Regions from separate parts of the Homo sapiens genome. Here regions 2 and 3 are each linked to region 1. A link is a contact called in ENCODE Hi-C or POLR2A ChIA-PET data. All regions are on one chromosome and are shown on one strand. The core of a region is the stretch at or near the end of the contact, and the rest is flanking DNA. Distances in the headings are between cores, read along the strand shown.

Region 1 (3,440 bases), core at 349-2,848:
AGCAAATATTTACAGAAAGAGAGAGAGAGTGTGTGTGTGTGTGTGTGTGTGTGTGTGTATGCACACACATATGCTACAGGCTAGGCACCTACAGTAGTTAAAGGAGCTTTCAGTCACTGGGGAAAGAAATGAGAAAACAGGCAATTCCTTTACACCATGACCAGCTCTCTCCTAATGGTACCCACAGGTTGCCATGGATGCAGACCAGCATGGCATCTTCTGGGATCAGGGAAGCTTTCATCCTCAGACTTGAATGAGGAGTAGATGTTAACCAGAAAACAAAGTGGATGTATCAGTTAGCATATACTGTGTAACAAGCCATCCCAACAGTTAAGGGCCAAGACCACAATCTTATGATTGTGGGTCACCTGGACTATTTTAGTCTGGGCCAGCTTGGCTGGGACTGGTTAATCCAGCATGGTCTCACTCACATAGCTACTAGAAGGCTGGTTTGCCTGAGAGATGGGTGATCTTCAGCTGGGACAGCTTGTCTCTGCTTCAGGTGGCCTCTCATCCTCCAGTAGACTAGTCTGAGCTTCTTCACTTTGCAGGCTAAGGGTTCCCAAAAGCAGCAAGAAAGGGCAAGCCCCAGTGCATGAGTGCTTTTCAAGCTCTGCTTCAAGATGCTTGCTAATTTCCCTTTAACCAAAGCAAATTACTTAATTTGTTCAGTTCAAAGGATGGGGAAACTCCAGCTCTAGTCACATGAGGACAACATGAGCAAAGCTCAAAGGTAAGAGAGAACATGGCATGTTGGAAGACAGCAAGTAGTTTGGAGTGGCTGGAGTCAGGCATATGTGAAGTCTCATGAAGAAAAAGCCAGATCATAAAGTGTCTTTTCAGTAAGTTCTGCTGAGGAGTTTAGAGTTTATCTTGAAGACAGGGGAGTGGTCATTGAAAGAGTTTAAGCAGGATGTTGACATGATCAATGAGATGTGTAGAGACATGGTTAGGTGGTAGAAGCCTAAAAACACTCGTTAGCCTAGACAATTCAGGAAGTTTCCAAAGAGATGACCCAGGGATAGCATAGGAGAAGATGGAAGGACTTGACTGAGAGGTGGCTCAAAGCTGACGTGTACTTTCAGAACAATGTGACCAGAAAAGAGGTTGGAGGCCCTTCAAGGTAGAGCAGAAAAGACAGAGGCTCAGGTCATCAGCAATATCCGTATGAATCTGGTGGGAGAACTCCACCAGTGTTCCTCACCTCGCTCCTTTGTGGGATCCTGCCAGACTCCAATGTCCTTGGGTTCTAAATAAACACCTACCAAGGGGCTGAGTCAAAGAGATTCCAGTCTCTGGAAGTGTCTTCTTGTCATTGTCATCACCCAGCCAAAGACTCTTTTCCTTCCAACATGTTTTTCCCTTTGACCTCAAAATAAACAATGTGTTCTAAAGGCTCTGGGGCACTCTCAAAATGCTTCTCTGACCTCGGATAGGACCATGCTTACCCATTAATTTCCAGATCTGACCTTTTCACTACACCTTTAAGCATAACTCTTTCAAAAGGCAAAAATAGAAATGACTGTTTCATTTCACCAAATTCAAGTCGCCAAGAGTGAGAACGTGTGGTTTTCACCGGTACGTTTGGGGACCAGTTTGTTGTCACTGAAACTGCCTGATATCGGGTCGGAGTGGCTGGGTATTTTTCAGTCCTTGGGGTTATAACTCAAATGTTGGAAGTGGTATCTTTTATAGGTAAAATTGAGGGAGGGGAGCATCAAAATGTGTGCGATGCAGATAATAATTTGCCAAGTTTTCTAATTTTTTTCATTAAAAAAGAACATACAGAAGAGTCTACAAGTAGGGCAGGCAGCCTTCATTCCTATGCTCTTTTCCTTGAGGGACACCTTCCCTAACCAAATAATTGAAAATAAATGGGAATTGTGGGAACAGAGGAAGACAAGAAGGAAAACTAAAAACCCAGGACCTAATCTTCCAGGGGCAGGCAGGCCACTTTTGTAGCTCAGATTCTGACCTTTTCTCCAATCAAAGAGTTCGAACAGACTGACTGATTGGAGTGCTCTGTCAGCATTAAACTCAATGCAGGGTTCTGCTCTGGCACCTTTAGGGGTGGTGGTTTAGACCCTCTGCGTGCCATGTCTTATCACCAGCACTGCTAACTGAATGGGATGCATTTTCAAAGACAGGAGAGGGTTTGAAAAACCCCAGGGCATGCTCGGAGCCTGCAGGCATTTGTTTGCTGCTGAGAACCATGGCAAGCATTTTTGACATTTTTATCAGAGTCTTAGTTAAACAATTATGTGGAGGACTGATAAAGAAGTGTGTGATAGGAGACTTCATAATTTAAAGTGCCCAAATTTGGTGAGCTTTATACTCATGTGAAATGGAAATGAAAACATGGCATGTTTTGGAATTCCTGATTCTGCTTATTTGCTTTAATAGCAGATCATTGCATAAACACTGACTCATTGCATTCTATACTGAAAGGAAGATATGGTTTGCTGTGTTCAATCTGGTCTGGCTTCCAGAACACAGTATAGAACAAGTGCCAGAAGAAGGGATGAGCTCAGCTTTATAGGTGACTGGAGAGATACCCAATTCCATGTTTTGTGCTGTACAAACACATGACCTTACATGAAGTTTTGCATAAAATATTGAAACAATACATTTCTCTTTATAAATATGTATGTAATCTGTTCTAGAGTGTATGGAGTAGACAGTAAAAAAAAATAGAATCTTCTTATTTTTGGAAGTGGGGTGAAGACGCAGGTGTGCATATGCTGCCACCTGCGTGTTATTTCACTGAGTTTTGTCAGGTTCTTTTCTTACTCATCTGCACTTTGTATGTTACCTTAAGCGCTGTAACCATTCTAAGCTGCCAGGGACATGGGTATGCAATCAAAGTCAACACTGTGATTAAAACCACCTCCTGTTGTTTACCTTTTTAGAAATTTTAATAATACAGTCAAGTCTGAAAGAGCAGAACTTTTCTCAAAGCTACACACTTGGTTGCCTCTTCTTGATTAATGCATGGGGGTGGTCACTGTAACCTAAGGTCTGACAGATGGTGCGGAGATTGATGAAGTTAAGGCCTGTTAGGTATTCCGAGTGTCTTATAAAGAAAAATAGGCTACCTTAATTCAAATTGTTGTTGCTCTTCCAACCTTCTCTTATGTAAACTCCCTGTATATTACAATGACAGACTCTCTCTCTTTCTGTCTCACACACACACACACACACACACGCATGCATGCACACATACGCACACTCCTGACATGCTCTACTGAAAGCTGCCCAGCTACAGAGAGGTGCGAATCTAATCCAGGGCACATGGCTGCTTTGCATTTCACTGGCTGTCTAGTGTCACTCTATGATATAGGCATAAGGTCATGACTGTGAGCTATCATTGTCACTTATCTTAATATTAAAACCCCTCTGATCCAATCTGTCTGCCTTATCTATTACATCATTCACATATC
Region 2 (3,440 bases), core at 568-3,067, 82 kb after region 1:
ACCATCATGATGGTTCACACCTACAATTCCAACACTTTGGAAGGCCAAGGTAGGAAGATCACTTGAGGTCAGGAATTCAAGACCGGCCTGGGCAAAAAAGCAAAACTCCTCTCTACAAAAAAATTTAAAAATTAGCCGGGTATGGTTGTACATCTCTGTAGTCTTAGCTACTCAGGAGGCTGATGTGGGAGGATTGCTTGAGCCCAGGAGTTTGAGGCTGCAGTGAGCTATGGATGTAACCCAGAAAGACCCTGTCTCTAAAAAAAATAAATATATACAATAAAATAAAAATAAATTAAAAATTTAAAAAGCCACTGTGATTCTTCTCTGTGATCATTCGTAAGTCATACACTATTTTGTGTGGGTGAAACATGTGATCTGTTAGTGGGTCTGAGAAAATCATATTTATTAAGCAAAAAAGTCAATATGTGCTTGTGTTTTGCTTATGAATTTACTCGAATAAAATGTCTGAAGGTCTTGAAACTTCTTAAAAGAAAATGGTTCTTACTTCATTTTGGTGTGTTTACATTAAGGGGAGCCATGTGACCTCTTATGAGAGTTACTGTCAAATTTCAAGTGCATGGGCATTGCCTGGAGGACTTGTTCAAACACAGATTGCTGGAAAGCCCAAGAATTTGCATTTGTAACAAGTTTACAGGTGATCATGATGCCGCTTTCCCTGGGTGACTCACTTTGAGAACCACTGTCTTGTGAGTTTAGAGATAAAGAATGGTTGAGGTCGTGTGCGATGGCTCATGCCTCTAGTCCTAGCACTTTGGGAGGCCAAAGCGGGTGGATCACCTGAGGTCAGGAGTTCGAGACCAGCCTGCCTAACATGATGAAACCCTGTCTCTACTAAAAATACAAAAATTAGCCAGGTGTGGTGGCGGGCGCCTGTAATCCCAGCTACTCAGGAGGCTGAGGCAGGAGAATCGCTTGAACCTAGAAGGCGGAGGTTGCAGGGAGCCAAGATTACACCGCTTCACTCCAACCTGGGCTATAGAGCAAAACTCCATCTCAAAAAAAAAAAAGAATGGGTTGGAAAAAATGTCTGCACATCAGTAAGCACAAAATAACCATTGATAAATAGCATTACAAGCATCCAGGATCCTAACAGGAGGGGAGAAAATCAGGCCACTTTAGAAACACTTTTATGACTGGCAGTTATCCAGTTTGCTACTAAGGTCAGGTCTAAAAGATTGTTAAGACTAGCCTGTTTCTGTATCCATGGGTATCAGCTGGGGAAGCCAAGTTCTGTCTTTGTGCTTGGCAGCCCTCCCCAATGCCATGTCTCTGCTGATGACATTGGAATTTCCTCCAAATTAAACAGCCTGACAGCAGCCATCTGTAAAGAAGGCAGCAAGGTTACGAGTGATCACTGGCTAGTGCCATTTCTGCTGCCAACCAGGCAGGCAAAGCTTCTGGCATGTTCTTGACCACCTCTGAGAAGAGTTGATGTTTCCTTTGGGGTATCATAGAGTTTCTGCCACCCAGCTCTGTTTCTCTGCCTCCTGGTGCCTGCCCCTAATTATTGCATAGTTGTCACTGATCCTGGTAACCTGACTGCTGGATTTTTGCTCCAGAAACCTACAGTAAAGGAGACCGTAGGCCACCAGAAGCCAGGAGGAAACATCAGGCTGCAGTCAAGGGCACTGCCTTCTCCCCTCCAGGCTGCTGGGCTTTGAGGGCAGAGAAATAAAAAGACTGAAAGGGATTAGAGGCCTGGAGTCCACAACAAAGCCCTGTAGTCATCCACCACCTTGCACAGCCTCTTCCTGCCATGCTTACAGGTGAAAAGTCTAGTTCATAGGACACATTGCTTTTCCAGAACCTTCCGCTGCCTTCCAGAGCCAGCATTCTTCCTGAAAACTCTCTCTTGCCAGTTGTTTGCCTTCAGAGTTACAGTTTAAAAACCAACACTTAAACTGATATCCTCTGAAGAAAAAAACAGATAACAAATTCATGAATCATAGTTATACTTAAATTTCCTCCGTCACAGAGAAACATGTTATTTTTAGAAAGTGGATCCCAAACCTAACTGATCAGAATCCCTTGGGGGAAATGTTTTTAAAAAATACCATTACCTGTGCACTGGCCCAGAAAATCCAGGGCCATTAGAGACTGCAAATGTCTGAGAATCTGTGTTTCCTAAAAGGCACAATGGTGATTCTGATGGGCAGCCATGTTTGAGAACCTCTGATTGAATTGTGCACAATTTTGATGGTGCTGCTGTTGCATTATAGGTAATTCAAAGAAGAGCTTCTTTTTTTTAAAAAAAAATAGTAATCTATAAATATAATAGTTTTCATCTGAATAGTGTTTTCTTGTTTTCAGAAGACCTTCATAACTTTTTTTTTTTTTTTTTTTTTTTGAGATGGAGTCTTGCTGTGTCACCCAGGCTGGAGTGCAGTGACGCAATCTCGGCTCACTGCAACCTCCGCCTCCCAGGTTCATGTGATTCTCCTGCCTCAGCCTCCTGATTAGCTGGGATTACAGACGTGTGCTCCTACGCCCAGCTAATTTTTTATATTTTTAGTAGAGATGGGGTTTATCCATGTTGTCCAGGCTGATCTCAAACTCCCAACCTCAGATGGTTCACCTGCCTCGGCCTCCCAAAGTGGTGGGATTACAGGCGTGAGCCACCACGCCTGGCCATAACTATTATCTTTGACAATTTTCCTGGGAGGTGGATGACAGGACCTGTTACTGACGCCAGTTTACATCTGAGATGCTGCAGTGGAGAGGAATTGGAACTAGAACCGACACTTACGGCTTCTTGTCTGGTGTACTCTCTGCTGTTCCATCTTCATTGCTTGTGTGCATGCGTGTGTGTGTGTGTGTGTGTGTGTGTGATGTGTTTATTTGACTCCTTGAATCTATGTTGTCTTGTTTTTCGTAAATGGATTAACGCCACTACCACGGATCATCAGGGAGATATGACGCTAGAGATAGATAAGCCAAATGGAGGTAGAAAATCCAAACTGAAAACAGGGAGAGAAGCTAAGATAGACCCAAGGAGTCTAACAACCCAAGTTCTAAACTAGAGAGAAGGCCACTGTTCATCTATTTCAGGGATGGGCAGTTATGGAAATAGTATGAACTCAGGCATCCCAAAGGCAGTGCAGTGTATGAGAGAAAGATGCTTGCATGCATACTCCCAGCAAAGCTCTCAGTGGGGCCCAAGATGCAGGGCATGGAGGGTAATAAAGATTAGCCAGGAAGGTGATAGGACAACAGATACTGAAAACATGGCAATGAAAAAACATCAGCATTCAGAGGTGAGAATTACCATTGCCAGAAGTTCTTGGGAAGTAAAACAAGTACAGAGCTATGGGTCAAGGATCTCACAGTTAGAGTACTAGTAGCAGTAGGGTGGACTTGAGTCTGTAGTTTGGGACCAGCTGCTAACTTAAAGCCTGGGAAGCTCGTGTTAGCCAGAC
Region 3 (3,440 bases), core at 498-2,997, 68 kb before region 1:
GGGAACCATAAATTACTTTTTATAAGGAAAGTGGTGGTGCTAGGGCCACATGTCCCCTCCCGCACAGAATGAGAGGTGGTGGTGGCTGCGGGACGGTGGGAAGGAATGAGCGGGACCCAGGCCAGAGCTCAGCTCCCTGGGCTTTGCTTGTCTCGCATTTTGTAAACTCAAATGTCCCATCATTCCCAAAGGCCATTTGTGGACATGCTGTGATTTTATGCATCACCTTCTGGAAAGAATGTGTTCCGTTCCCTGTGAACTTATCCAGGTTGATACAGTAGTTCCCCCCACCCCCCATCTTCGGTGTCATTTTCTGCTGTTTCAATTACCCACAGTCAAGCGTGGTACAAAAACAGGTGAGTGCCATGCAATAAGATATTTTGAGAGAGAGAGAGAGACACCACATTCACATAACTTTTAGTACAGTATAATGTTATGATTGTTCTATTTTATTATTAGTTTTTGTTGTTAATCTCTTACTGTGACTTATTTATAAATTAAACTCTATCATGGGTGTATATGTATAGGAAAAAACATAGTAGATATACATAAAGGTACTATTCATGGTTTTAGGCGTCCACTGGGGTCTTGGAACAGATCCTCCATGGATGGGAGGACAACTGTCTTTTGAATGTGTCAGACACAATTGTGGCATTTCTTAGTGTCTTTTTCCTACTCGTTAGTTGTATTTGGCTGCTGCAAACACCTTGGGCTCCCAAGTAGTTGGGAATGTGGAAAGCTACATACTTTCCCTCTAGAGAGAGCCCCAGTGTGAAAAACTAAGATAGCCGTGTGTTTGCTGATCCTTGGGACGAGCCAGGGAAGGGCTCCGGGAGCACTGTGTGAATTAAGGCTGTCAAGACCAAAGTAACATAGGAGGGAGAAGATGAAAATGCAGCAGCACGTCTCTTAATGTGATCGTTTCTCTTTCCCCTTACTGAAGCATAGTGCTCTCTGCTATTTGAAGAGCGCAATTTAGATTTATATTAAGGAATGAATAAATAGGATGCGGTGATGAAATCTCATCTGGAGTGAATGCAGATTGTGGATGCTAATGACCGTGTGGCTGTGCAGAGAACCCATTGGAAGCCTGGGCGCTTCTCCCTCCTCTGTTCACCCACTAGGCACTCAAGAGCAACTCAGGCAGTGGGGAAAAGGTTATCTTTTTTTAATGTCTCTCAGTGTTGCATCTTGCCTTATAGCGCCTTAAAGCACTTGACAAGCCTTCAAGTAATTCTTGGTGGTGGCGTTTTCCCCCAGAAGGCCTTAAGAGATGGTTTTAATAGATACACCTATCAATTTATTCCCAACTTGAGCATTTTGCTGTCTTGCATCATTTGACATCACCAGAAAGTCCTTTGGTTACTTCTGTAGTTCACATTGTACTTTCTGTCCTTTGAGTTTTGGGTGCTCAGGGGCAAGATGTCAGAAATCCTGAGTTTTAGTTGTGCCACTGCGTAGCTTTGACCAAGTCACTTTACGTTAGCAGGATACAATTTCCGTGTTCATTAAATGAGGAGACTGGACTGAAAGCTCTTAGAGGCCTCCTCTAGCTCAGACGTTCTGTAACACTCAGGGCTTTCTGCCTCCTCTGATTTGGCGGTGTCAGGATACAGGTCCAAGTGCGGCACTGTGCCTTGCAAAATTGCTCTCTCTCCCTGGCCAGCTTTTCCACCACTGTGGAATGAAGTCTGCCGCCTGGAAGAATCCCAGATTTCTCAAAGGCGTCCAGTTCTAGGGAGCAGCGTGCAAAGCCCTTGAGCACACTTTGACTTCTTCTGCCCTGGCTGGTGATGAAAAACCAGGTCACCAGAGGTTGCCCTGTTTCCAGTGATCAGCCCTCGGGACTGAAAAAGGAACAAATACAGAAGAGCTCCAAAGAAAGAAACAGAAAGAGACGCTCAAGCTGGGAAGCTAAGAACAGGTCCCTCTGCTGGGGTGGAAGGAGAAAGAATCTTAATCCTCTGCCTTCCCCCATGGGTCAGAGTCGTAAATGGGTGAGACTTGAAGGTGTGGTTGGTCACCCTCTCTCAAAGTTTCAGGGCTGGGTCAGGTGTCCTAGTAGTGTTGCGTGGTGCAGTAGTGAGTCCCCAGCCTGCATTCTGCAAAGCCCCAGAGGCTCCCCATAAACTTTGAGGCTGTGGGCTGCCCTCAGCCTCTATTGACCGGGGCAGCGGGGCAGCTTCTCCTTCAGCTCTGTGATATTCTGAGGCTATGTAAAATAGTTTTCTTAGAAAGGTCCTGTGGTTAAAAAAAATTTTTTTTAAACCACTGGTTTAGTTACGATGAGCTCATATTCAAAGCAATATGACCTTAGACAAGTCATTTGATTTTCCCAAACCTCATTTTCCTTATTTCAAAACAAGTTTAGTCATATATTCTCAGCCTGTCTCCCACAGCAATTTAAGGATTAATTAGAGTCAGTTATTCATACCTTCACTCTATGAACACGGTATTGAACACCTTTCAGTAGAAGGCTCTGTTGGGAGAGGAACTCATAAGTAAATACATGAGACAGCCATTCCAAGCAGAGGGAAAAAGCATGTGCAAATATTTTGTAAACTGTAAAACACAACACAAACCTAACATTATGTAATATTGCTGTTCTTAACCAGGCAGTTTAATATAGTGACTCTAGAGCCTAACTCCTTGGCTTTGAATCCCAACTGCAGCCATTTATCAGTGTGACTTCAGGCACTTTACCTACCCTCTTGTGCCTCAGTACTCCAATCTGTACAATGGGAATAATAATAGAACTCATCTCACTGGGCTGTTGGGAGAGCTGAATCAGTTCCGGGCGCAGTGGCTCATGCCTGTAATCCCAGCACTCTGGGAGGCTGAGGTGGGTGGATCACCTGAGGTCAGGAGTTCGAGACCATCCTGGCCAACATGGTGAAACCCGTCTCTACTAAAAATATAAAAAATTAGCCAGGCGTGGTGGCACGCGCCTGTAGTCCCAGCTACTTGGGAGGCTGAGGCAGGGGAATCACTTGAACCCAGGAGGCGGAGGTTGCATTGAGCCGAGATCATGCTACTGCACTCCAGCCTGGTGACAGAACAAGATTCCGTCTCCAAAAATAATTATAATAATAATTAAGAGACTGACACAGAGTAAGCACTCTATAATGTTTATTATTGGTGATTTCACCAATGCACTGTGAAATTCTGTTTCTTGATTCTCAGCATTGCAGTCCCCTGTCATTGCACTTCCAGTTTTCTCTTCCCCAGAAGATGCATCCCGTGTTCGAGCGGAAAGGCAAGGGAAACATCATGTCAAGAAAAGAGTTCCGAACAGTACTCTGTTTCTGTGGCATGGATCCTCTTTCCTCTCCTTTTCTCCTTTTTTTGAGGTTGGATTGGCACTCCTCTCAGACTTAAACAAAGGCTTTGCTTTGCAGAGAGGATCTTTCTGCCTTCGGTGTGTCATCTGCCTCTAAGGG

What was found. A loop is a pair of places that touch in the nucleus more often than their neighbours do. ChIA-PET counts read pairs that join two places held with the same protein, here RNA polymerase II (POLR2A). Pooled maps may share reads with other maps.
Region 2: a loop to region 1 is called in a pooled map, with 2.5 times the contacts of the local background. The contact joins two enhancer-like sites. A Hi-C loop is called at or near these places in 1 of 37 single-sample maps with no recorded cell type and 6 of 50 pooled maps. POLR2A ChIA-PET finds 5 or more read pairs at or near these places in 9 of 52 experiments (GM10248, K562, T-cell and 5 more).
Region 3: a loop to region 1 is called in a pooled map, with 2.2 times the contacts of the local background. The contact joins two enhancer-like sites. A Hi-C loop is called at or near these places in 9 of 50 pooled maps. POLR2A ChIA-PET finds 5 or more read pairs at or near these places in 2 of 52 experiments (OCI-LY7 and activated CD4-positive, alpha-beta T cell).

Annotation. Positions count from the first base shown.
Region 1 is chr6:16,471,454-16,474,893 of GRCh38, reverse strand. The region is part of intron 6 of ATXN1 (ataxin 1); the gene reads left to right. Among named protein-coding and RNA genes, the nearest start is that of GMPR, 230 kb to the right of the region's middle. RefSeq lists an enhancer at 1,639-1,718. Within about 2 kb of position 1,598, at least 3 of the 41 ENCODE cell types and tissues checked have a DNase peak (open chromatin) inside an H3K27ac peak, as active enhancers do.
Region 2 is chr6:16,390,093-16,393,532 of GRCh38, reverse strand. All of the region lies in intron 6 of ATXN1 (ataxin 1), which reads left to right. Among named protein-coding and RNA genes, the nearest start is that of GMPR, 150 kb to the right of the region's middle. Within about 2 kb of position 1,817, at least 5 of the 41 ENCODE cell types and tissues checked have a DNase peak (open chromatin) inside an H3K27ac peak, as active enhancers do.
Region 3 is chr6:16,539,863-16,543,302 of GRCh38, reverse strand. The region is part of intron 4 of ATXN1 (ataxin 1); the gene reads left to right. Among named protein-coding and RNA genes, the nearest start is that of ATXN1-AS1, 220 kb to the left of the region's middle. Within about 2 kb of position 1,747, at least 8 of the 41 ENCODE cell types and tissues checked have a DNase peak (open chromatin) inside an H3K27ac peak, as active enhancers do.